Regions from separate parts of the Homo sapiens genome. Here region 1 is linked to region 2. A link is a loop called in an ENCODE intact Hi-C map of the cell type or tissue named here. Cell type or tissue: K562. All regions are shown on one strand. Links, peaks and the distances in the headings refer to the core of each region. The heading gives the core; the rest is flanking DNA.

What was found. A loop is a pair of places that touch in the nucleus more often than their neighbours do. Peaks named below come from ENCODE experiments on the same cell type or tissue, not always from the same donor. Only the 100,000 strongest peaks of a DNase experiment are listed, where the experiment ranks them.
Region 1: it touches region 2 in a loop (8-fold over the local background); 31 of 110 quality-filtered maps call a loop at or near these places.

What each region holds. Positions count from the first base shown.
Region 1 is chr7:12,428,039-12,440,172 of GRCh38, forward strand. LOC105375155 (a long non-coding RNA gene) reads right to left here. Exons shown (of 3, transcript XR_927036.2): 2 at 6,418-6,490; 3 at 5,358-5,602. It also overlaps the pseudogene LOC100419641. Among named protein-coding and RNA genes, the nearest start is that of VWDE, 30 kb to the left of the region's middle. In K562, for the core only: CTCF peaks have their summits at 6,174 and 9,307; no DNase peak of the experiment used is centred there.
Region 2 is chr7:12,491,181-12,503,314 of GRCh38, forward strand. LOC105375156 (a long non-coding RNA gene) reads right to left here and starts at 5,331. Exons shown (of 8, transcript XR_001745093.2): 1 at 5,116-5,331; 2 at 4,634-4,659; 3 at 4,338-4,372; 4 at 3,034-3,134; 5 at 685-818; 6 at 309-413. It also overlaps a transcript of C7orf78 not described here and the pseudogene TAS2R2. RefSeq lists a silencer at 2,263-2,557 and an enhancer at 5,742-6,370. In K562, for the core only: CTCF peaks have their summits at 3,634 (motif pointing left) and 5,845 (motif pointing left); DNase peaks (open chromatin) are centred at 2,421 and 3,651; H3K4me3 peaks cover 698 bases.

The sequences.
Region 1 (12,134 bases), core at 1,863-9,862, 63 kb before region 2:
TTGAAGAGGTCCTTCACATCCCTTGTAAGTGGTATTCCTCGGTATTTTATTCTCTTTATAGCAATTGTGAATGGGAGTTCACTCATGATTTGGCTCTCTGTTTCTGTTCTTGGTGTATAGGAATGCCTGTGATTTTTGCACATTGATTTTGTATCCTGAGACTTTGCTGAAGTTGCTTATCAGCTTAAGGAGATTTTGAGCTGAGACAATGGGGTTTTCTAAATATACAATCATGTCATCTGCAAACAGGGACAACTTGACTTCCTGTTTTCCTATTTGAATACCCTTTATTTCTTTCTCTTGCCTGATTGCCCTGGCCAGAACTTCCAACACTATGTTGAATAGGAGTGGTGAGAGAGGGCATCCCTGTCTTGTGCTGGTTTTCAAAGGGAATGCTTGCAGTTTTTGCCCCATTCAGTATGATATTAGCTGTGAGTTTATCATAAATAGCTCTTATTATTTCGAGATACATTCCTTCAATACCTAGTTTATTGGGAGTTTTTAGCATGAATGGCTGTTGAATTTTGTCGAAGGCCTTTTCTGCATCTGTTGAGACAATCATGTGGGTGTTGTCATAGGTTCTGTTTATGTGATGGATTACATTTATTGATTTGCATATGTTGAACCAGGCTTGCATCCCAGGGATGAAGCCCACTTGATCATGGTGGATAAACTTTTTGATGTGCTGCTGGATTCAGTTTGCCAGTATTTTATTGAGGATTTTTGCATTGATGTTCATCAGGGATATTGGTCTAAAATTCTCTTTTTTTTGTTGTGTCTCTGCCAGGCTTGGTATCAGGATGATGCTGTCCTCATAAAATGAGTTAGGAAGGATTCCCTCTTTTTCTATTGATTGGAATAGTTTCAGAAGGAATGGTACCAGCTCCTCTTTGTACCTCTGATAGAATTCGGCTGTGAATCCGTCTGGCCCTGGACTTTTTTTGGTTGGTAGGCTATTAATTATTCAGAGCCTGTTATTGGTCTATTCAGAGATTCCACTTCTTCCTGGTTTACTCTTGGGAGGGCGTATGTGTCCAGGAATGTATCCATTTCTTCTATATCTTCTGGTTTATTTGTGTAGAGGTGTTTATAGTATTCTCTGATGGTAGTTTGTATTTCTGTGGGATCAGTGGTGATATCCCCTTTATCATTTTGTATTATGTCTATTTGATTCTTACCTCTTCTGCTTCTTTATGAGTCTTGCTAGTGGTCTATCTATTTTGTCGATCTTTTCTTAAAACCAGCTCCTGGATTCATTGATTTTTGAAGGGTTTTTTTGTGTCTCTGTCTCCTTCAGTTCTGCTCTGATCTTAGTTATTTCTTGCCTTCTGCTAGCTTTTGAATTTGTTTACTCTTGCTTCTCTAGTTCTTTTAATTGTGATGTTAGGGTGTCGATTTTAGATTTTTCCTGCTTTCTCTTGTGGGCATTTAGTGCTATAAATTTCCCTCGACACACTGCTGTAAAAGTGTCCCAGAGATTCTGGTATGTTGTGTCTTTATTCTCATTGGTTTCAAAGAACATCTTTATTTCAGCCTTCATTTCGTTATTTACCCAGTAGTCATTCAGGAGCAGGTTGTTCAGATTTCATGTAGTTGTCCAGTTTTTAGTGAGTTTCTCAATCCTGAGTTCTAATTTGATTGCACTGTGGTCTGAGAGACAGTTTGTTATAATTTCTTTTCTTTTACATTTGCTGAGGGGTGCTTTACTTCCAATTATGTGGTCAATTTTAGAATAAGAGTGATGTGGTGCTGAGAAGAATGTACATTTTGTTGATTTGGGGTGGAGAGTTCTATAGATGTCTATTAGGTCTGCTTGGTGCAGAGCTGAGTTCAAGTCCTGGATATGCTTGTTAATCTTCTGTCTTGTTGATCTGTCTAATATTGACAGTGGGGTGTTAAAAGTCTCCCATTACTATTGCGTGGGAGCTTAAGTCTCTTTGTAGGTCTTTAAGGACTTGCTTTATGAATCTGGGTGCTCCAGTATTGGGTGCACATATATTTAGGATAGTTAGCTCTTCTTGTTGAATTGATCCCTTTACCATTATGTAATGGCCTGCTTTGTTTCTTTTGATCTTTGTTGGTTTAAAGTCTGTTTTATCAGAGACTAGGATTGCAACCCCTGCTTTTTTTTGCTGTCCATTCACTTGGTAGGTCTTTCTCCATCCCTTTATTTTGAGCCTATGTGTGTCTCTGCATATGAGATGGGTCTCCTGAATACAGCATACTGATGGGTCTTGACTCTTTATCCAATTTGCCAGTCTGTGTCTTTTAATTGGAGCATTGAGCCCATTTACATTTAAGGGTAATATAGCTATGTGTGAATTTGATCCTGTCATTTTGATGTTCGCTGGGTATTTTGCCTATTAGTTGATGCAGTTTCTTCCTAGTATCGATGGTCTTTACAATTTGGCATGCTTTTGCAGTGGCTGGTACCGGTTGTTCCTTTCTATGTTTAGTGCTTCCTTCAGGAGTTCATGTGAGGCAGGCCTGGTGGTGACAAAATCTCTTAGCATTTGCTTGTCTAAAGGATTTTATTTCTCCTTCACTTATGAAGCTTAGTTTGGCTGGATAAGAAATTCTGGGTTGAAAATTCTTTTCTTTAAGAATGTTGAATATTGGCCCCCACTGTCTTCTGGCTTGTAGAGTTTTTGCAGAGAGATCCACTGTTAGTCTGATGGGCTTCCCTTTGTGAGTAACCTGATCTATCTCTCTGGCATCCCTTAACATTTTTTCCTTCATTTCAACCTTAGTGAATCTGACAATTATGTGTCTTGGGGTTGCTCTTCTCAAGGAGTATCTTTGTGATGTTCTCTGTATTTCCTGAACTTGAATGTTGTCCTGTCTTACTAGGTTGGGGAAGTTCTCCTGGAGAATATTCTGAAGAGTGTTTTCCAACTTGGTTCCATTCTCCTGGTCACTTTCAGGTACACCAATCAAATGTAGACTTGGTCTTTTCACATAGTCCCATATTTCTTGGAGGCTTTGTCCATTTCTTTTCACTCTTTTTTCTCTAATCTTGTCTTCTCATTTTATTTCATTAATTTGATCTTCAATCACTGATACCCTTTCTTCCACTTGATCAAATCAGCTATTGAAGCTTGTGCACGTGTCATGAAGTTCTTATGCCATGGTTTTCAGCTCCAACAGGTCATTTAAGGTCTTCTCTACACTGTTTATTCTAGTTAGCCATTCATCTAACCTTTTTTCAAGGTTTTCAGCTTTATTGTGATGGGTTAGAACATGCTCCTTTAGCTCGGAGAAGTTTGTTATTACCAACCTTCTGAAGCCTACTTCTGTCGACTGGTCAAAGTCATTCTCCATCCAGCTTTGTTGTGTTGCTGGTGAGGAGCTGCAATCCTTTGGAGAAGAATAGGTGCTCTGGTTTTTGGACTTTTCAGCTTTTCTCCTCTGGTTTCTCCCCATCTTTGTGGTTTTATCTACCTTTCATCTTTGATGTTGGTGACGTACAGGTGGAGTTTTGGTGTAGATGTCCTTTTTGTTGATGTTGATGCTATTCCTGTTTGTTAGTTTTCCTTCTAACACATTCCCTTAGCTGCAGGTCTGTTGGAGTTTACTGGAGGTCCACTCCAGACCCTGTTTGCCTGGGTACCACCAGCAGAGGCTGCAGAACAGCAAATATTGCAGAACAGCAGATATTGCTGTCTGAATCTTCCTCTGGAAGCTTTGTCCCAGAGGGGCACCCACCTGTATGAGGTGTCTGTTGGCTCCTACTGGGAGGTGTCTCCCAGTTAGGCTACATGGGGGTTAGGGACCCATTTGAGCAGGTAGTCCGTCTGTTCTCAGAGCTCAAATGCCATGCTGGGAGAATCACCACTCTCTTCAGAGCTGTCAGACAGGGACATTTAAATCTGCAGAAGTTTCTGCTGCCTTTGGTTCAGCTATGCCCTGCCCACAGATGTGGAGTCTATAGAGGCAGTAGGCCTTGCTGAATTGCGGTGGGATCTGCCCAGTCTGAGCTTCCCGGCCGCTTTGTTTACCTACTCAGGCCTCAGCAATGGCAGATGCCCCTCCCCCAGCCAGGCTGCAGCCTTGCAGGTTGATCTCAGACTGCTGTGCTAACAATTAGCAAGGCTCTGTGGGAGTGGGACTCACCAAGCCAGGCAGAGGAGAGAATTTCCTGGTCTGCCGCTTGCTAAGACCACCGTAAAAGTGCAGTATTTGGGCAGAAGTGTGCCGTTTTTCCAGGTACACTCTGTCACGGCTTCCCTTGGCTAGGAAAGGGACATCCCCCTACCCTTTGTGCTTCCCAGGTGAGGTGACGCCCTGCCATGCTTTGGCTCGCCCTCTGTGGGCTGCACCCACTGTCCAACCAGTCCCAGTGAGATGAACCAGGTAACGCAGTTGGACATGCAGAAATCACCCATCTTCTGTGTTGAACATGCTGGGAGCTGCAGACTGGAGCAGTTCCTATTCGGCCATCTTGGAACAGAACCCCAATTTCTTTTTATATGGTTTTCTTTAACAATTTTAGCATATTTAAGACAGTTTTATTTAAAGTTTTTGTCAAGTAAGTCCAATGTCTGTGCTTCATCAGGGATAGAAATCAGATTCTTTCTAATTTCTCCAATTAATGGGCCATATTTTCTTATTTCTTTGTATTCTTTATAAATTTTTGTTGAAAACTAGACATTTTGAATATTACAATGTGTTAACTATAGAAATCAGGTTCTTTCTATTCCTCATGTTGGATCTGTAGTTTTCTGAGAGTTGTGATTATTTATCCAGTGACTTATCTGTACTGTTTTTGTATGGTTTATATTCTTTGTTATGTATGGTTTCAGGAATCTCTGTTCTTTTTGCCTGTGGTTAACTAGTGTTTTTAAGAGATTTTCCTGAAGTCCTGGGGAAAAAAAAGAAGAAGAAGGACAAAACAAGATAAAAGAAAGAAAAAATAATAAGGAAAAAAATTCTTCCAGGCTTTATAGATTGGCTCTGTGTTGGGGCAATGCTTCAATGGTTGGCCAGGCCTTCACAATGCTTCCTTATATTTCACTTCTTGCTTGCTCTGAGACTAAATTTCAGCCAGAGGTGAAGGTCTTCTCGGGTCTCTTCTGAGCATCCTTTTTCCCTGGGAATGTATGTGGCTTTACAGACTCCACAGTATACTGGCACTTTTCAATGCCCTAATTTTCCCCAAATAACTCTTTCCACATTTTTCCCCCAGGTTTTTAGAGTCTCTATTATTTGTGTCAACTGAACTCTCTCACCCCAGATGGCATGAAGTTTTTTCATTTGATTTATAATGTTATTGAGGAATGTACTCTGCTCAGCCATTTTTCTGCCCTAAGAGACTTCTGAGTTGCACAAAACAAAGGTGAATACCTTGAGTCTGTCCTCCAGGAAGCTACACGACAGGACAAAACTACCAAACAAAGTAATAATATTTATGTTTAAGAATAAGTTCTACTACTCTGCCCTTTCCGGAACCAGGAACCAGGGTCTTTTATTGAGAATGCAGTCTGCTGGCTTCAAAACTGTCATTGAGTCGGGGTAGGTGGGAGGCAAGGGCAAGTAAAAATAATGCAAAGCTTTTGTGCTTTTTTTAAGTTGGCTTTTTCTAGAATCAGCATTTGCTAGGTTGCTGTAAAACAAGAAACCATATGTTTTAATACATTTTTTTAAAGAGTTCTGTGACACAGTTATAATAATTAAAAGGGCAACTGTTTCCTTAGTTTCTCCTAATTTTCCTTTACCTAAACTTTGTCTTTACATTATCGTATGTTCCATTCACTCTCAAATGTACCTATTGTTCTTACCCACCAGCTCATACATAAGTATCTCCTCCAGTCCTGATCTTTTTCCTGAGCTTCATATTCATACCATCAACAAATGAACACAAAATGACCAAGATTCAACTCATAGCATACCACCTGTAATCTACACATCTGGCCATTGTCTGGATTGTGTCTAAGGTTTAGCCTCCACTCCTAATACTTCCTGCTTTGTACATCCGCATAATGAAAACTAAACTTTACTCTTGTCTCAATACATTTGTTTTTATTTCATCATGCTGAAATTTTATCTGTTTATCTCATCCAATATACTATAAGCCATTCATATGTGATTACCCAGTACCTAACTCAATATTCAATATTGATAATAAATATTGATGAACTGTATTAACTAATGAAAATTGTAATACTCCAGTCATATCCATAGGTGGCAGTAAGCTCCTAAAATTATGAGGAAAGTGGTCTGTGTCTAAACATAATTAATCACAGAAGTTAAAATGTTAAAATGACCTGGTTTAACTTATATTTTGGTCTTTTCATGCATACCAACTGCATAAGCTTTCACTTTTCAGAAATATTAAGCAAGGAGAAGAGAATACAATCTATTAAACTAGGAGCTCTTTGAAATGTTTTTCTACCTTAATTGCTCAGTTTTCAGACTCACCTATGACACTTCCTCACTCCTTTCAGCCTTCTCATTTGAGTATAAACTCAGTGCCAATTTTATCTAGAAGAAACTGATATGAAGAGTTTTCAGCCAACATTTAAAGCAAAATACAAGTTCAGTTTAAATAATTTGAATTTCTATTTTTCCTAATTCTTTGGATATTCTATAACAAGTGTACAAAGCAATATGAGATTTTTAAAGATGATCTTGTTTTGATAATGAACAAGTTATTTTAATATAAATTCAGCAGTTTCCTCTGGAATCCATTTTGCTACAATACTACAAGTATGCCTATATAGATATACCCTGTAAGTAACAACTAGTTTATAAAATGAAATGTCACATCACCAAATTATCTGAGACCGTATTTTTCCACTTAAGTTATCAAATAACAATAAGACATCCATATTCCATCTGGGTTTACTAATTTATCAAGGCCTACTGAAAATTCCTATTTCTGAAAAAAATCTTCCTATGTACTTTAAAATTAATATTCTCTGGACTTCAAAATTATTTTCCAAACAATGGGCTTTGTTATCTACTCACAGATGCATTCTGGGATTAGTGTATGAGTTGCAGATGATTTTCCTCATAAAAGATTTTATATGTAGCCTCTGGATCTGGCTTCTATATATTTGTTTGGTAGTTCCTGAGCAAATCTGTGAAGTTGGTTTAATATATTTTTGGTATCTTAACTCTTTATCTTGACAAGGGACACTCTGCCTACCCCATATGTTTTATTCAATCATGCTATATTGCTTTTCCTTAAGTATACCTTAATTAATTTCTAAGAAGTTATTTATTATACCACTAATGTATCATATCATAATCAAGAATAATTTAAAATCAATAACAAAAATGAACACAAGATTTCTATGGCTCTTATTTCCCATATGTATTAGTCTGTTTTCACAGTGCTATAAGGAACTACCTGAGAATGGGTAATTTATAAAGAAAAAAGGGGCCTGGTGGAGTGGCTCACGCCTGTAATCCCAACACTTTGGGAGGCCAAGGCGGGTGGATCACCTGAAGTTAGCGGTTCAAGACCAGCCTGGCCAACATAAATCCCATCTCTACCAAAAATACAAAAAATTAGTGGGGCATGGTGGTGGACACCTGTAATCTCAGCTACTCTGGAGGCTGAGTCAGGAGAATCTCTTGGACCAGGGAGGCGGAGGTTGCAGTGAGCTGAGATCACACCATTGCACGGAAGCCTGGGCAACAGGAGCAAAACTCCATCTCAAAAGAAAAAAAAAAAAGAAAGAAAAAAGGTTTAATTGACTCACAGATCCACATGGCTGGGGAGGCCTCAGGAAACTAACAGTCGTGGTGGAAGGTGAAAGGAAAGCAAGGCATGTCTTACATGGTGGCAGGAGAGACAGAGAGTGCAGGGGGAACTGCCAAACACTTTTAAGCCATCAGATCTCATGAGAACTCACTCACTATCATGAGAACAGCAAGGGGAAAACTGCCTCCATGATCCAATAACCTCCCACCAGGTCCCTCCTTCAACATGTGGAGATTACAATTCAAGATGAGATTTGGGTGGGGACACAGAGCCAAACCATATCACCGGGTAACCAATTATTGCCACAAGATATAATTTACCTTCTATTCTCAGATGCTGATTTACCAAGGAAGGTGATCACACTTCCCAAAACACTCTCTTGTCACCTTAGGCCTCAGGGAAGAAAGATAGGAGGAGGAAATACATATTAATGTTGCAACAATAGGATCTCTTTTCCTCTGCCTCTATGACAGGTTTCAGAAATGGAAGACAGAGAACACTTTATACAAACACATGTGGTTAATAATGGTCTATATACTGGTGATTGCAAAATCTTGTTCAGTGCTAACCACTACCCTGAGTCAAGACCTATAGATCCAAATGCTCATTGAGCAGCTGCCTCCTAAACCTCAGGAAACCAATGTGTTCCCTCAGGACTTCTATACCATTCACACACCCACTTCAACATTTCTCTTCATGATCTCCTGTTTCAGAAATCATTCCTTTATTTCCACTGAAACAGAAGCCTGGAAGACATCTTTGACCCTCTCTACTTCATCCCTGTAGCCATTCAGCTTTTAAAACGTGTCCTTTTCCCTAATATCACTGCAGTCTATTCACTTTTTTGCCTTCTCTGACAATACATTATCGTATATGACTATTGCATCTCACCAGGCTGATGAGGACACTAACTCGCCTTCTTCTCTTTATTTGTGCTCTCTCACCTCTTTAAGCTCTTTCAGTGGCTCCACAGGTAACCTACAGGAGTCTACAGCGTTAGCTACTCTTTAACCTTATTTCTCTTTAAGTCTCCTACTCCAATACAACCCTCCAGTCACAGTAAACAACTTGAGATTATGGACACTGACCAATCCCTCTTGTACTTCCTCACAATATTGGATCTCTGGTCTCAAGTATTTCTCTTCTTCACCTTTACCTGGCTTTCTCCTATCTAAGCTTAAGCCTCAGCTGTAACACCTTATTCTCCTTAGAATTTTCTTAACCTACTAAGAAGGATTCTCACAGCAACTGTCCTTAACATTCTCACAGCTCTTTTACCCACTGCATTAAAAATCCCCCTTTTCCTGTCTAATCCACCGAACTGTGAGGTCTGTGAAGATGACTGTTTCTGAGTCAACGTTATCCTCAGGGTTGGCTGAATGCCTGAGACACCATTGATACTCAACACAAACTTGCCTGATTTAATTGAATCTAGCAAAACTATGAATTTTACTTATGTGGAATGATAGGTCCGTGTCCTCAGCGGACAAAATTATTCAGCAGATTCAAAAGGGAGCTAGGAATAAAGTCCAGGCCAGAGCTCCAGCAGTCAGAGCTGCCTGTGTGGCACCAGCTGCGAGACCTGGCTTCAGATGCATGAGGGCGCCAAACTGCCTGCTAAAAAGCGGAACTGCTTTGTCCTCTCAGTTAAATTGTTCCCTTCAAATACTTACTAAACAAAGAGAAAATCTAGTTAATACATATGATCTTTCCAAATTGGCTCTAATTGCCTCTAGGCACTGTTAGGCATAGAAAATTTTCTATAGTTAAATGCATTTTCAAGAGTCTGGTTGTTTCAAGTCACGGTGTAGTTTATTCCAGACTACACTTTCTCATCATTGCACTATTTCAGTAATACCACCTGGTCATGTAAAATCTCAATTATGGTTTCAGTAGTAGTGGAAAAATTAATTCTATTAAAATGCTTAGATGATCTAATTCTGAAGGGTTCAGTTAGAGCTTAAGTATACATGAATATATGAAGAAGAGTTGAAGTAAATATGAAGGTATGATATTTTGTGGGAATAAAACAACATTTTAAAGTCACTTTCCTATAATAATCTATAAAATTTGTGCTAATTAAATCTTAATAAGTTTGCTATGATATGGGTGGGGAGTACTGAACATGCCAGATTGTTAAACATATCAAAAATATGAAAGAAATATTTCAAAATAATGGAGGGTAGCTATTCCCATGAGCTTATAAATCATATTAGAAAGCAATAATTACTTTAAAATTAGGTGTAAATAGCCTTAAATACATAGGGGAATTTGGAAAGCAAGAAATAAAACTTCTCGAATAATTGGAAACATGAGTTATCTCATAAACTATATTGGGATAAATGGCTAAACATTTGAGAAGGAAATAATGCTGAATTTCTAATTTATTTCTTACACAAAACAGAGCAAGATCAAAACCTCAAATACAAAAAAGTAAAATAATAAAAATAACACAAAGAAATTTTTTTAATTGTTAGATTCAGAAGATCTTTCCAAGTCAAAAATTAAGCCCGAGCCAGGCACGGTTGGTCACACATATAATCCCAAAACTTTGGGAGGTTGAGGTGGGAGGCTTGCTTGAGGCCAAGAGTTCCAAGACTAGCCAAGGCAACACAGTGAAACCTCATCTCCTCAAAAATCAAAACAAAACAAAAAATTAGCCAAGTGTGATGGTGCACACCTGTAGTTCCAGCTGTTTAGGAGGGTGAGGTAAATATTCCAGGCTTGAGCCTGGAAGTTGAGGCTGCAGTGAGCTGAGACTGTGCCACTGCACTTTAACCTGGACATCAAAGTGAGACCCTGTCTAAAAAATAAAGAAATAAAATGAAGTCCAAAGTCCAAAAGAGAATATTGTCACAGTGCAAAATTTGGAAACATTTAAATATCAAACAACATCATAAATAATATTACAAAGGTCAGAAAGAAAAAACAAAATAAGAAACAAACGCTTGCAAAATGTCTATTCCCCAAAATTCACCTATGAATTTAGAGCTAATCTAATAAAAATACTAGTAAGTTCAACTGAGGATGTATTTATAGTTTATTTTTTTGTTTGTTATTTGTGTGTGTGTTGTGTATTATTTTACCTCAATGCCAATCAGTATTGAGGTAAAAATGAAGTTACTTTAATAGATGGCTTATTGCAATTCATAGCATATAGAAACTGTTTCTAATGTTTTAGATGTCTCCACCTGGTCATGTAAAACTTCAATTATGGTTTAAACAGTAGTGGGTCAGTTAATTAAATTAAAATACAATACTTACATGATTTAATTTTAATAAGTTCCCGGAATTGATATTATATATTTAAAAATTAGATTAAAGCTATCTATATTTTGGAAACTATTTTAGGAATTAAAATAATATAAAATTTCAAATGTACCATCAAGTAACATATTCAACTAAAAGACATGAGTCAGAATTATTTTAAAGAGAGAAAACACATCAGATGTCCTGTTCTACCTGTGGATGTTCAGGGGTTTGCTGCTTTAAACCTAAATCAAACCTGCACATCTCCCTGCTTCCCTGAGCCCTCACAGCTCACCCCTCCTACTGCCTTGGGGTTTTGAGGATGCAGGGGATGCCCTGACCCTCTAGGGCCACTGCCCTGGGCTGCATACAGAAGAGTACGCTCTAAGAGGTCACCTGCAAAAAGCTGGATTTCAGACTCTAACTCAGCCATTTTTGCTTATTATGATCATTTGACTTTCTTAGATCATTGAGCTTTCTCTCAGTTGACAGAGTTGCCAAGCAACTCTCTTGAGCTATTTTTTCAACCTTGATGAAGGAAATGATGTTTTCCAATTGTTTCTCTAAGTCTTTGGCCATCATTCTGTAGAAGTCAATGTTTAGATATTTGCATATACCTCGGGACGTTTCTATTTCTAAGCAGTTAATTCCCTTCTCTATTGATTTTCTGCAAAGTTGCATTTCATGTTCTTGATGTAGTTCAAGCAGTGTCTGGTGCTTTAGCTAAAGCTTTTGAATCTAGCTTTCAAACTGTGTATTGTCAACACTGTGTTTACTGTGCTTAGAGAATTTTGACTGGAACTACAAGTGCTTCCTACATTTGATTTTATTCACATAACCTTTTAAATATTCTTTTTTTTGTCTCAAGTTTTTTTAAAAGGAAATATTTAACAGTATTGATGAGTTTCTTCCTGTTGGCTTGAGACTGATACTCTTGGTCTTCATTTTCTGACGTACTGTTTTAGTCTGGTTCCTTTTGTCTCATTCATATAATCTTCTCTTCACACTTTAGCACAGTTTAGACAGAGATTTTAACTAGCTCTACTTATCATTTACAACCTGTTCTCTTATGTGCTAAAGTTTGCAAGCATTTCTTTCTGCTCCTTCAGTTCTTACACTCTTTCTTGTCATTCACATGCAGGGAACAAGCACCTTTAGGCTTTCCTATAACTGTACA
Region 2 (12,134 bases), core at 1,682-9,681:
CATTGTTAACTGTAATGAATTGATCAAACATAGAAAGCTAATGCCAATTCAAATCCTCTTAATGTGCATAGGGATGTCTAGATTTGGTCTGCAGATGGTGTTAATGGTACAAAGTTTTTTCTCTGTGTTCTTTCCACTCCTTTACGTCAAAATAATTTATGGTGCAGCAATGATGTTCCTTTGGATGTTTTTTAGCTCTATCAGCCTATGGTTTGCCACTTGCCTTTCTGTATTTTACTGCCTCAAGATTTCAGGCTTCACTCAGTCCTGTTTTCTTTGGTTGAAATTCAGGATCCCAAAGTTAATACCTTGGCTGCTTCTGGGAAGCGTTCTGGCCTCTGTGAGCATTGCATCTGTGTGTCGAGGTAGATTACGCTAAAAATGTGGAAGAGGATGCCCTCAGAAACACCACACTAAAAAAGAGTAAAACAAAGATAAAGAAAATTAGTGAAGTGCTTCTTGTCAACTTGGCATTAATATTTCCTCTAGCCATATTTGTGATGTGCACTTCTATGTTACTCATCTCTCTTTACAAGCACACTCATCGGATGCAACATGGATCTCATGGCTTTAGAAATGCCAACACAGAAGCCCATATAAATGCATTAAAAACAGTGATAACATTCTTTTGCTTCTTTATTTCTTATTTTGCTGCCTTCATGACAAATATGACATTTAGTTTACCTTACAGAAGTCACCAGTTCTTTATGCTGAAGGACATAATGGCAGCATATCCCTCTGGCCACTCGGTTATAATAATCTTGAGTAATTCTAAGTTCCAACAATCATTTAGAAGAATTCTCTGCCTCAAAAAGAAACTATGAAGAAGAAGAACAATGTGAACTATTTCTTTCCTTGATTTAGATTCAATGGACTTACTTGGGTTTTGTATGCTGACTCACCCTCTCTCTGGTAATTTTCTGCCAGTGTCTGACCCCCAGGACAAGTGAGGCACTAATTTTGATGTTGGATGGGTGGGATATGTCTTTTTTTCACGACTTATATGCTTAAAACTACTGCGATGGTAATACATTTAAGTAACAATACTTGCACTGGAGTATAGTTACATTTTAGAAATAAAAAAAATACTAAGACTTCATTTGGCTGACCAAGGTAGTTCTTTTAATCTCTCTACCCAAGTCATTGGGAAGCACCTGCTTTAAACAAGAAAAAGTATCTTGATTTAGTTCAAGAATTGAAACAATAAAATAATTTGGCTTTAAGGACATTTAAGTATTTTTCAAAGAGATTCAAATTTTATGTTGAAACTGTCTGTCATAGCAATGTCCCCAGCAATACTGGTTATGGTCTTACATTGCTTTTGATTTCAGATTGGTAGATCATAAGATGCAAATTGAGTTGGCATGCATATGCATACATAAACACAATCCAAAGTCTCAATTTTTTTACAAAACAGAAATATTTTTCAACTCTCAGGAGTACTAAACTCACTCCCAGAAAGAATGTTGAGGAGGTTGCTGACAGCCAAATCCCAGTGAACAAATGTTCAACAACAGGTATCTTAACTTCTTTCCAACTAAGAATTTTGTCTGGAGTATGACAGCATCAAATGCCTTGAAGTCAAAAGTAAAACAGGTCTCTGTTTACTCTTGAAAGCTCTTGCTAGATGTGAACTGATTCTGCTCTTTAAGGATCTTGAATAGTCTTACTTTAGGAAAGAAAAATGTGTTTTGCAGTATCTGACATCACTTAGGATATCTGTTTAAATCTACAAAATCCACACTGGTGCGGTGGCTCATGCCTATAATCCCAGCACTTTGGGAGGCCGAGGTGGGTGGATAACTTGAGCCCAGGAGTTTGAAACCAGCCTGGGTCACATGGCAAAAAACCATCTCTACAAAAAACACAAAAACTAGCCAGACATGGTGGCACATGCCTGTAATCCCAGCTACTTGGGGACTGAGGTGAGAGAATTGCTTGATCCCAGGAGGTTGGAGTGAGCCGAGATTGTGCTATTGCACTCTAGCCTGGGCGGCAGAGCAAGACCCTGTCAAATAAGTAAGTAAATAAATCTATAAAATCCTTATTGGCTTTTGAAGATAAAGGATATGTAGTGTTTTAATTGTAAATAAATTGCTATTAAAGTAGATTAAAAGTTGCTGGGATGAGGAAAAAAACTAAATATGTGTAGGAATGTGTGCAATGATTTGCTAACAGATAAAATAAAATTTAGAATCTGTATTAGCAATTCCCTGACTATACTCTGAGGGAGAGGTTCTCAAAGTTGACCAGACATCAGAATCCCCTGGAAGGCTTGTGAAAACACTGATTGCTGGGCCCTACCTCCAAAATTTCTGACTCAGCAGGTTTGAGATAGGGCCTAAGGATTACCATTTCTTATGAGTTTCCAATGATACTCATGCTCTTGGTCTGGGGCCACACTTTGAGAACCGATTTAGTCACTGTACTACAGAGATTAAGAACCTGGCCTCAGGCCAAACTGGATGGGTTTGCCTCCTGACCCAGCTGCTTATTAGATGTATAATCTTGGGCAAGCTGTTAGACTATCTTTCTACATTTCTTCATCTGTAAAATGAGATAATAAAAGTAACTACTCCCAAAGATTGCTGTGAGATTTTGCTGGCAAGTATAAAATACCTAGAACAGTGCCTGGTCCACAGCAAAGATCAGTTAAGACCAAATATTGTTCTATGTCAAGAAAAATGTTCAATTGCCACTATCAGGAAGGCACGAAGATTATTTCTTAAACTTTCCTAGTGTTTGAAATTGGACAAATAAAACTGAAATTCTACATTAGTACTTGAGAAAAAGAGGTGCAGTCTACTTCAGTTTAGAATGGTAAATAGGGTTAGTATTGGATGAGTCATAAAAGAGAATAAATGAGCATTTTGGAATGCTGTAAAAGGCAACAGGCTAAATAAGGTAGTGAAACAGGAATTATAAACCACTGGAGGATGACAAATAGACTATAAGCATCTTAGGGTGGGAGTGGAGGAAGGGACCAAGAGGCTGAAAGGTGAGGTAAAAGTGAGGAGAGAAGGCAATATTGACCATTTTGCCTGGGTCCTTTGGAAAAGCTGCTGATGGTGGGATCCACACTGGTCTCAGCTGTGGTGCACTGTGGTGTACATGGTGCATGATGGATGCTTGACCTGGTAAGTAAATATGGAACAAGATAATTCCTTCTCTGAAGTATCACTCCCACTTAGTCAAGGGAGCATATTTTAATCTCTGTGACTTGAACATAGATAATTGAAGAAGGAGGTGTCTAACCATAATAAATTTAAGAGGCTCCTTAGAAAAAAGGGAGAGAAAAAACACAAATTAACAAGCAAGCTCTGAACATCAGAAGTGCTGACACAGACAACCTCAGACTTGACAAGCAGCCAAATTTATTATAGGCACAATATGATAGCATCGTACATTATTAGGTGTATTTTACTCATGCATAGCCCTACTTTGTAAACAAATCACTGTGAATTGACCTCTATTTCCCTACAGCAATAACTGATCATCTGTTTAGAAATACATATTCTAGAATTTATTGAGGTTCTGTGGTGCAATAAGCATGACTGTCCTAAAATGACATTGAGAGCTCACCTTTGGCTGCCTCATCACTGAGAAAATTAGAATTTGGGGCTGCTACCTCCTCCTAGTGGTAAGGCTGCTTTCAAACTCAACCTACCACTGAACTGTTAGCCCTTTCCCTTGAAAAAGAGGAATGCAACTTCACACAGGTCCCCAAAGTCACCAGGTACCGATAGACAACTTTTCCCAAACAACACCTCCACGCACAGTTGACATCCAAACTCAGTAAAGATGGTGCCCAGATAACCTGTTAGTCAGTCTGTTCTGCCCGTCTTCTCCCATTGATAAAATTGCTCTCAGGCTTGCTCTGTGGTAAAGGAGAATGTCAAGAGGAGGAATTCTTACCACCCAAAATGTTCACCCACCATGTGTCCAACAGAGTGTCCTGGGCCTGGTCATTCATCCGGGGGATATTAAAAGGATTAGACCACACAAACACACTCATTTTTTTTCCTCATCTTACGCTGTAAATTTGTTACTCATGAAAGTCTATTCCCTATCCCACACTGTGTGACATGTCAGATGGTGGCCACAAAGTGGCTGTTTTGCACAGCTCTTTCAAGGATTAAATTCAGGCATGTCTAATCTCCAATGTCCAGTCTTAAAGCACCTCACCTTCCCAATAGGTTTCCAAAGGGTGCCAGCTCATTTCCCACTGCCAGTCGTCTTATTGTGCTGATATGTAATTAATATGGCTTTATGAACCTGAATTTATGTAAATATGTTATTTTACTATCCTCTCACCTTTCTTAAGCTTCAATTCTTACCTAGTTGTGTTGGTTATTTCCAGTTTGGAAATCCCCTTTGAAAGAGAAAGAGACAAAATAGGAGTTAGACTGTTTAGCTACATTATGGCATTAGTTGATATTACTTATTTTTTCCAAGTAAAGAAAGTCTCTTGTTTTTATTTTCTTTTTCGGAACACTATTTAAAGCCTATTTTACTTCTTTTTTAACTTATAGAATATTTCAAGTTGCAATTATCTGTTCTATGAAAAAATTATTACCACAGTAAATTTTAAGTTATTCCATTTATACAAACATATGTAATTCAAATAACTTACTTAAAAGCGTTCATGTTCCTTAATGCCTAGAAATACAGAAATCAGAGTGTTGAGGTTTTCATTTGCCACAACTTGTTGCGTTCCCAAATTTGTGGAGCTGAGAAACTCAAAAAAAATTTTTTTTTTTTTTGAGACGGAGTCTCACTCTTTCGCCCAAGCCAGACTGCAGTGGCGTGATCTCGGCTCACTGCAAGCTCTGCCTCCCGGGTTCACGCCATTCTCTTGCCTCAGCCTCCAGAGTAGGTGCAACTACAGGTGCCCGCCACCACACCTGGCTAATTTTTTGTATTTTTAGTAGAGACGGGGTTTCACCGTGTTAGCCAGGATGGTCTCGATCTCCTGACCTCGTGATCCGCCGCCCTCGGCCTCCCAAAGTGCTGGGAATACAGGCGTGAGCCACCTCGTCTGGCTGAGAAACTCAAAATTTCTAACTCTAAATTTCTAATTTGGAAATTCAGAAATATACATTCAGAATTACCTACCTGAGAGGAGACTTTTGGATGGTTCTACATATAATTGAAGTCAGTTGGCCACAAAATAATGTTTACATATTAGAAAATTCCAAGAATGCATTCATGAGAGCATTAAAGAAAATTCCAGAATGTTGCTTATGCTGTTCGTCCATCCAAACTCCTTTCCCTTCTTCTCCCCTTTTATTAAGTACTCTACTGTCATCAAGGGTTAGTAATGATCTCAGATGCTCTAAGAAATCTTTGGAGACATTCTCAAGCTTCAGAGACCTTCCTCTCACTAATTTCTCATGAGAGTAACCGTCAGGACAAATCACTTGGCATTTAGCACCTTATCTCGTGATGTATTCTTATAGGTTTGTATCTTTTCTAGCCAATTACTTATAATTTACTTGAAATCTGGAGTCATAATCTATTTTTGTACCCTAAACAACTAATAACAGTGAACTAAACATAAGTAGGTATTTGTATATATGCTTTTGATAAAGAACCATATGTATCTCTATGCAAAAAACAATGAGGCATAAATCAGATAGCATAAAGATAGGTTAATTCTATTTCCAAAACTATAAGAGATTTAGTCAATTCAACTTTACTGCCGTTTTCATTAGAAATAAAAACACCTTAAAATTGAACATCAGGGAAAATAATACAGAAAAAATTTTGGCTTCTTAGTTTATAAACTAGGACAAAATTATAAGTAATTTACTGCCACCTGGTGGCAAACTTTCACTTTAAATAAAATGAACAGTTAAAAGAAAGACTCCAGCCATTGTGGATCTTTGTCTAGGAAATTTTATATTCCGTTAGAAAAATATTAGAAGAGAAGTTAATACCCAAGTCATAGGAGATTTTGGACCAAAGAAGAGTAAGTAACTAGCCCGAATCAAATAAACTGTAAAGAAAAAAATCAAAATTATTTATGGCGGGGGGAGGAGCCAAGATGGCCGAATAGGAACAGCTCCGGTCTACAGCTCCCAGCCTGAGCGACGCAGAAGACGGGTGATTTCTGCATTTCCATCTAAGGTACCGGGTTCATCTCACTAGAGAGTGCCAGACAGTGGGCACAGGTCAGTGAGTGCGCACACCGTGCGCGAGCAGAAGCAGGGCGAGGCATTGCCTCACTCGGGAAGCGCAAGGGGTCAGGGAGTTCCCTTTCCTAATCAAAGAAAGGGGTGACGGACGGCACCTGGAGAATCGGGAAAATCGGGTCACTCCCACTCGAATACTGCGCTTTTCCCACGGGCTTAAAAAACGGTGCACCATGAGATTATACCCTGCACCCGGCTCGGAGGGTCCTACCCCACGGAGTCTCGCTGATTGCTAGCACAGCAGTCTGAGATCAAACTGCAAGGCGGCAGCGAGGCTGGGGGAGGGGCGCCCACCATTGCCCAGGCTTGATTAGGTAAACAAAGCAGCTGGGAAGCTCGAACTGGGTGGAGCCCACCACAGCTCAAGGAGGCCTGCCTGCCTCTGTAGGCTCCACCTCTGGGGGCAGGGCACAGACAAACAAAAAGACAGCAGTAACCTCTGCAGACTTAAATGCCCCTGTCTGACAGCTTTGAAGAGAGCAGTGGTTCTCCCAGCACGCAGCTGGAGATCTGAGAACGGGCAGACTGCCTCCTCAAGTGGGTCCCTGACCCCTGACCCCTGAGCAGCCTAACTGGGAGGCACCCTCCAGCAGGGGCACACTGACACCTCACACTGCAGGGTACTCCAACAGACCTGCAGCTGAGGGTCCTGTCTGTTAGAAGGAAAACTAACAAACAGAAAGGACATCCACACCAAAAACCCATCTGTACATCACCATCATCAAAGACCAAAAGCAGATAAAACCACAAAGATGGGGAAAAAACAGAACAGAAAAACTGGAAACTCTAAAAAGCAGAGCGCCTCTCCTCCTCCAAAGGAACGCAGCTCCTCACCAGCAACGGAACAAAGCTGGATGGAGAATGACTTTGACGAGCTGAGAGAAGAAGGCTTCGGACGATCAAATTACTCTGAGCTACGGGTGGACATTCAAACCAAAGGCAAAGAAGTTGAAAACTTTGAAAAAAATTTAGAAGAATGTATAACTAGAATAACCAATACAGAGAAGTGCTTAAAGGAGCTGATGGAGCTGAAAACCAAGGCTCGAGAACTACGTGAAGAATGCAGAAGCCTCAGGAGCCGATGCGATCAACTGGAAGAAAGGGTATCAGCAATGGAAGATGAAATCAATGAAATGAAGGGAGAAGGAAAGTTTAGAGAAAAAAGAATAAAAAGAAACGAGCAAAGCCTCCAAGAAATATGGGACTATGTGAAAAGACCAAATCTACGTCTGATTGGTGTACCTGAAAGTGACCAGGAGAATGGAACCGAGTTGGAAAACACTCTGCAGGATATTATCCAGGAGAATTTCCCCAATCTAGCAAGGCAGGCCAACGTTCAGATTCAGGAAATACAGAGAACGCCGCAAAGATACTCCTCGAGAAGAGCAACTCCAAGACACATAATTGTCAGATTCACCAAAGTTGAAATGAAGGAAAAAATGTTAAGGGCAGCCAGAGAGAAAGGTCGGGTTACCCTCAAAGGGAAGCCCATCAGACTAACAGAGGATCTCTCGGCAGAAACCCTACAAGCCAGAAGAGAGTGGGGGCCAATATTCAACATTCTTAAAGAAAAGAATTTTCAACCCAGAATTTCATTTCCAGCCAAACTAAGCTTCATAAGTGAAGGAGAAATAAAACACTTTACAGACAAGCAAATGCTGAGAGATTTTGTCACCACCAGGCCTGCCCTAAAAGAGCTCCTGAAGGAAGCGCTAAACATGGAAAGGAACAACCGGTACCAGCCACTGCAAAATCATGCCAAAATGTAACAACCATAGAGACTAGGAAGAAACTGCATCAACTAACGAGCAAAATCACCAGCTAACATCATAATGACAGGATCAAATTCACACATAACACTATTAACTTTAAATGTAAATGGACTAAATGCTCCAATTAAAAGACACAGACTGGCAAATTGGATAAAGAGTCAAGACCCATCAGTGTGCTGTATTCAGCACACTCACGTGCAGAGACACACATAGGCTCAAAATAAAAGGATGGAGGAAGATCTACCAAGCAAATGGAAAACAAAAAAAGGCAGGGGTTGCAATCCTAGTCTCTGATAAAACAGACTTTAAACCAACAAAGATCAAAAGAGACAAAGAAGGCCATTACATAATGGTAAAGGGATCAATTCAACAAGAAGAGCTAACTATCCTAAATATATATGCACCCAATACAGGAGCACCCAGATTCATAAAGCAAGTCCTGAGTGACCTACAAAGAGACTTAGACTCCCACACATTAATAATGGGAGACTTTAACACCCCACTGTCAACATTAGACAGATCAAGGAAACAGAAAGTCAACAAGGATACCCAGGAATTGAACTCAGCTCTGCACCAAGTGGACCTAATAGACATCTACAGAACTCTCCACCCCAAATCAACAGAATATACATTTTCTTCAGCACCACACCACACCTATTCCAAAATTGACCACATACTTGGAAGTAAAGCTCTCCTCAACAAATGTAAAAGAACAGAAATTATAACAAACTATCTCTCAGACCACAGTGCAATCAAACTAGAACTCAGTATTAAGAATCTCACTCAAAACCGCTCATCTACATGGAAACTGAACAACCTGCTCCTGAATGACTACTGGGTACATAACGAAATGAAGGCAGAAATAAACATGTTCTTTGAAACCAACGAGAACAAAGACACAACATACCAGAATCTCTGGGACGCATTCAAAGCAGTGTGTAGAGGGAAATTTATAGCACTAAATGCCCACAAGAGAAAGCAGGAAAGATCCAAAATTGACACCCTAACATCACAATTAAAAGAACTAGAAAAGCAAGAGCAAACACATTCAAAAGCTAGCAGAAGGCAAGAAATAACTAAAATCAGGCAGAACTGAAGGAAATAGAGACACAAGAAACCCTTCAAAAAATTAATGAATCCAGGAGCTTGTTTTTTGAAATGATCAACAAAATTGATAGACCGCTAGCAAGACTAGTAAAGAAAAAAAGAGAGAAGAATCAAATAGACGCAATAAAAAATGATAAAGGGGATATAACCACCAATCCCACAGAAATACAAACTACCATCAGAGAATACTACAAACACCTCTACGCAAATAAACTAGAAAATCTAGAAGAAATGGATAAATTCCTTGACACATACACTCTCCCAAGACTAAACCAGGAAGAAGTTGAATCTCTGAATAGACCAATAACAGGATCTGAAATTGTGGCAATAATCAATAGCTTACCAACCAAAAAGAGTCCAGGACCAGATGGATTCACAGCCGAATTCTACCAGAGGTACAAGGAGGAATTGGTACAATTCCTTCTGAAACTATTCCAGTCAATAGAAAAAGAGGGAATCCTCCCCAACTCATTTTATGAGGCCAGCATCATTCTGATACCAAAGCCGGGCAGAGACACAACCAAAAAAGAGAATTTTAGACCAATAGCCTTGATGAACATTGATGCAAAAATCCTCAATAAAATACTGGCAAACTGAATCCAGCAGCACATCAAAAAGCTTATCCACCATGATCAAGTGGGCTTCATCCCTGGGATGCAAGGCTGGTTGAATATACGCAAATCAATAAATGTAATCCAGCATATAAACAGAGCCAAAGACAAAAACCACATGGTTATCTCAATAGATGCAGAAAAGGCCTTTGACAAAATTCAACAACACTTCATGCTAAAAACTCTCAATAAATTAGGTATTGATGGGACATATTTCAAAATAATAAGAGCTATCTATGACAAACCCACAGCCAATATCATACTGAATGGGCAAAAACTGGAAGCATTCCCTTTGAAAACTGGCACAAGACAGGGATGTCCTCTCTCACCACTCCTATTCAACATAGTGTTGGAAGTTCTGGCCAGGGCAATTAGGCAGGAGAAGGAAATAAAGGGTATTCAATTAGGAAAAGAGGAAATCAAATTGTCCCTGTTTGCAGATGACATGATTGTATATCTAGAAAACCCCATTGTCTCAGCCCAAAATCTCCTTAAGCTGATAAGCAACTTCAGCAAAGTCTCAGGATACAAAATCAATGTGCAAAAATCACAAGCATTCCTATACACCAACAACAGACAAACAGAGAGCTAAATCATGAGTGGAATCCCATTCACAATTGCTTCAAAGAGAATAAAATACCTAGGAATCCAACTTACAAGGGATGTGAAGGACCTCTTCAAGGAGAACTACAAACCACTGCTCAAGGAAATAAAAGAGGATACAAACAAATGGAAGAACATTCCATGCTCATGGGTAGGAAGAATCAATATCGTGAAAATGGCCATACTGCCCAAGGTAATTTACAGATTCAATGCCATCCCCATCAAGCTACCAATGCCTTTATTCACAGAATTGGAAAAAACTACTTTAAAGTTCATATGGAACCAAAAAAGAGCCCACATTGCCAAGTCAATCCTAAGCCAAAAGAACAAAGCTGGAGGCATCACACTACCTGACTTCAAACTATACTACAAGGCTACAGTAACCAAAACAGCATGGTACTGGTACCAAAACAGAGATATAGATCAATGGAACAGAACAGAGCCCTCAGAAATAACGCCGCATATCTACAACTATCTGATCTTTGACAAACCTGAGAAAAACAAGCAATGGGGAAAGGATTCCCTATTTAATAAATGGTGCTGGGAAAACTGGCTAGCCATATGTAGAAAGCTGAAACTGGATCCCTTCCTTACACCTTATACAAAAATCAATTCAAGATGGATTAAAGACTTAAACGTTAGACCTAAAACCATAAAAACCCTAGAAGAAAACCTAGGCATTACCATTCAGGACATAGGCATGGGCAAGGACTTCATGTCTAAAACACCAAAAGCAATGGCAACCAAAGCCAAAATTGACAAATGGGATCTAATTAAACTAAAGAGCTTCTGCACAGCAAAAGAAACTACCATCAGAGTGAACAGGCAACCTACAAAATGGGAGAAAATTTTTGCAACCTACTCATCTGACAAAGGGCTAATATCCAGAATCTACAATGAACTCAAACAAATTTACAAGAAAAAAACAAACAACCCCATCAAAAAGTGGGTGAGGGACATGAACAGACACTTCTCAAAAGAAGACATTTATGCAGCCAAAAAACACATGAAAAAATGCTCACCGTCACTGGCCATCAGAGAAATGCAAATCAAAACCACAATGAGATACCATCTCACACCAGTTAGAATGGCAATCATTAAAAAGTCAGGAAACAACAGGTGCTGGAGAGGATGTGGAGAAATAGGAACACTTTTACATTGTTGGTGGGACTGTAAACTAGTTCAACCATTGTAGAAGTTGGTGTGGTGATTCCTCAGGGATCTAGAACTGGAAATACCATTTGACCCAGCCATCCCATTACTGGGTATATACCCAAAGGACTATAAATCATGCTGCTATAAAGACACATGCACACGTATGTTTATTGCGGCATCATTCACAATAGCAAAGACTTGGAACCAACCCAAATGTCCAAGAATGATAGACTGGATTAAGAAAATGTGGCACATATACACCATGGAATACTATGCAGCCATAAAAAATGATGAGTTCATGTCCTTTGTAGGGACCTGGATGAAATTGGAAGTCATCATTCTCACTAAACTATCGCAACAACAAAAAACCAAACACTGCATATTCTCACTCATAGGTGGGAATTGAACAATGAGATCACATGGACACAGGAAGGGGAACATGACACTCTGGGGACTGTTGTGGGGTGGGGGTAGGGGGGAGGGATAGCATTGGGAGATATACCTAATGCTAGATGACGAGTTAGTGGGTGCAGCACACCAGCATGGCACATGTATATGTATGTAACTAAGCTGCACAATGTGCACATGTACCCTAAAACTTAAAGTATAATAATAAACAAATAAATAAAAGAAGGAAACACAAAAGAAAAAAAATATTTATGGGATTTATGAGATAATTGGAAACTTGAATT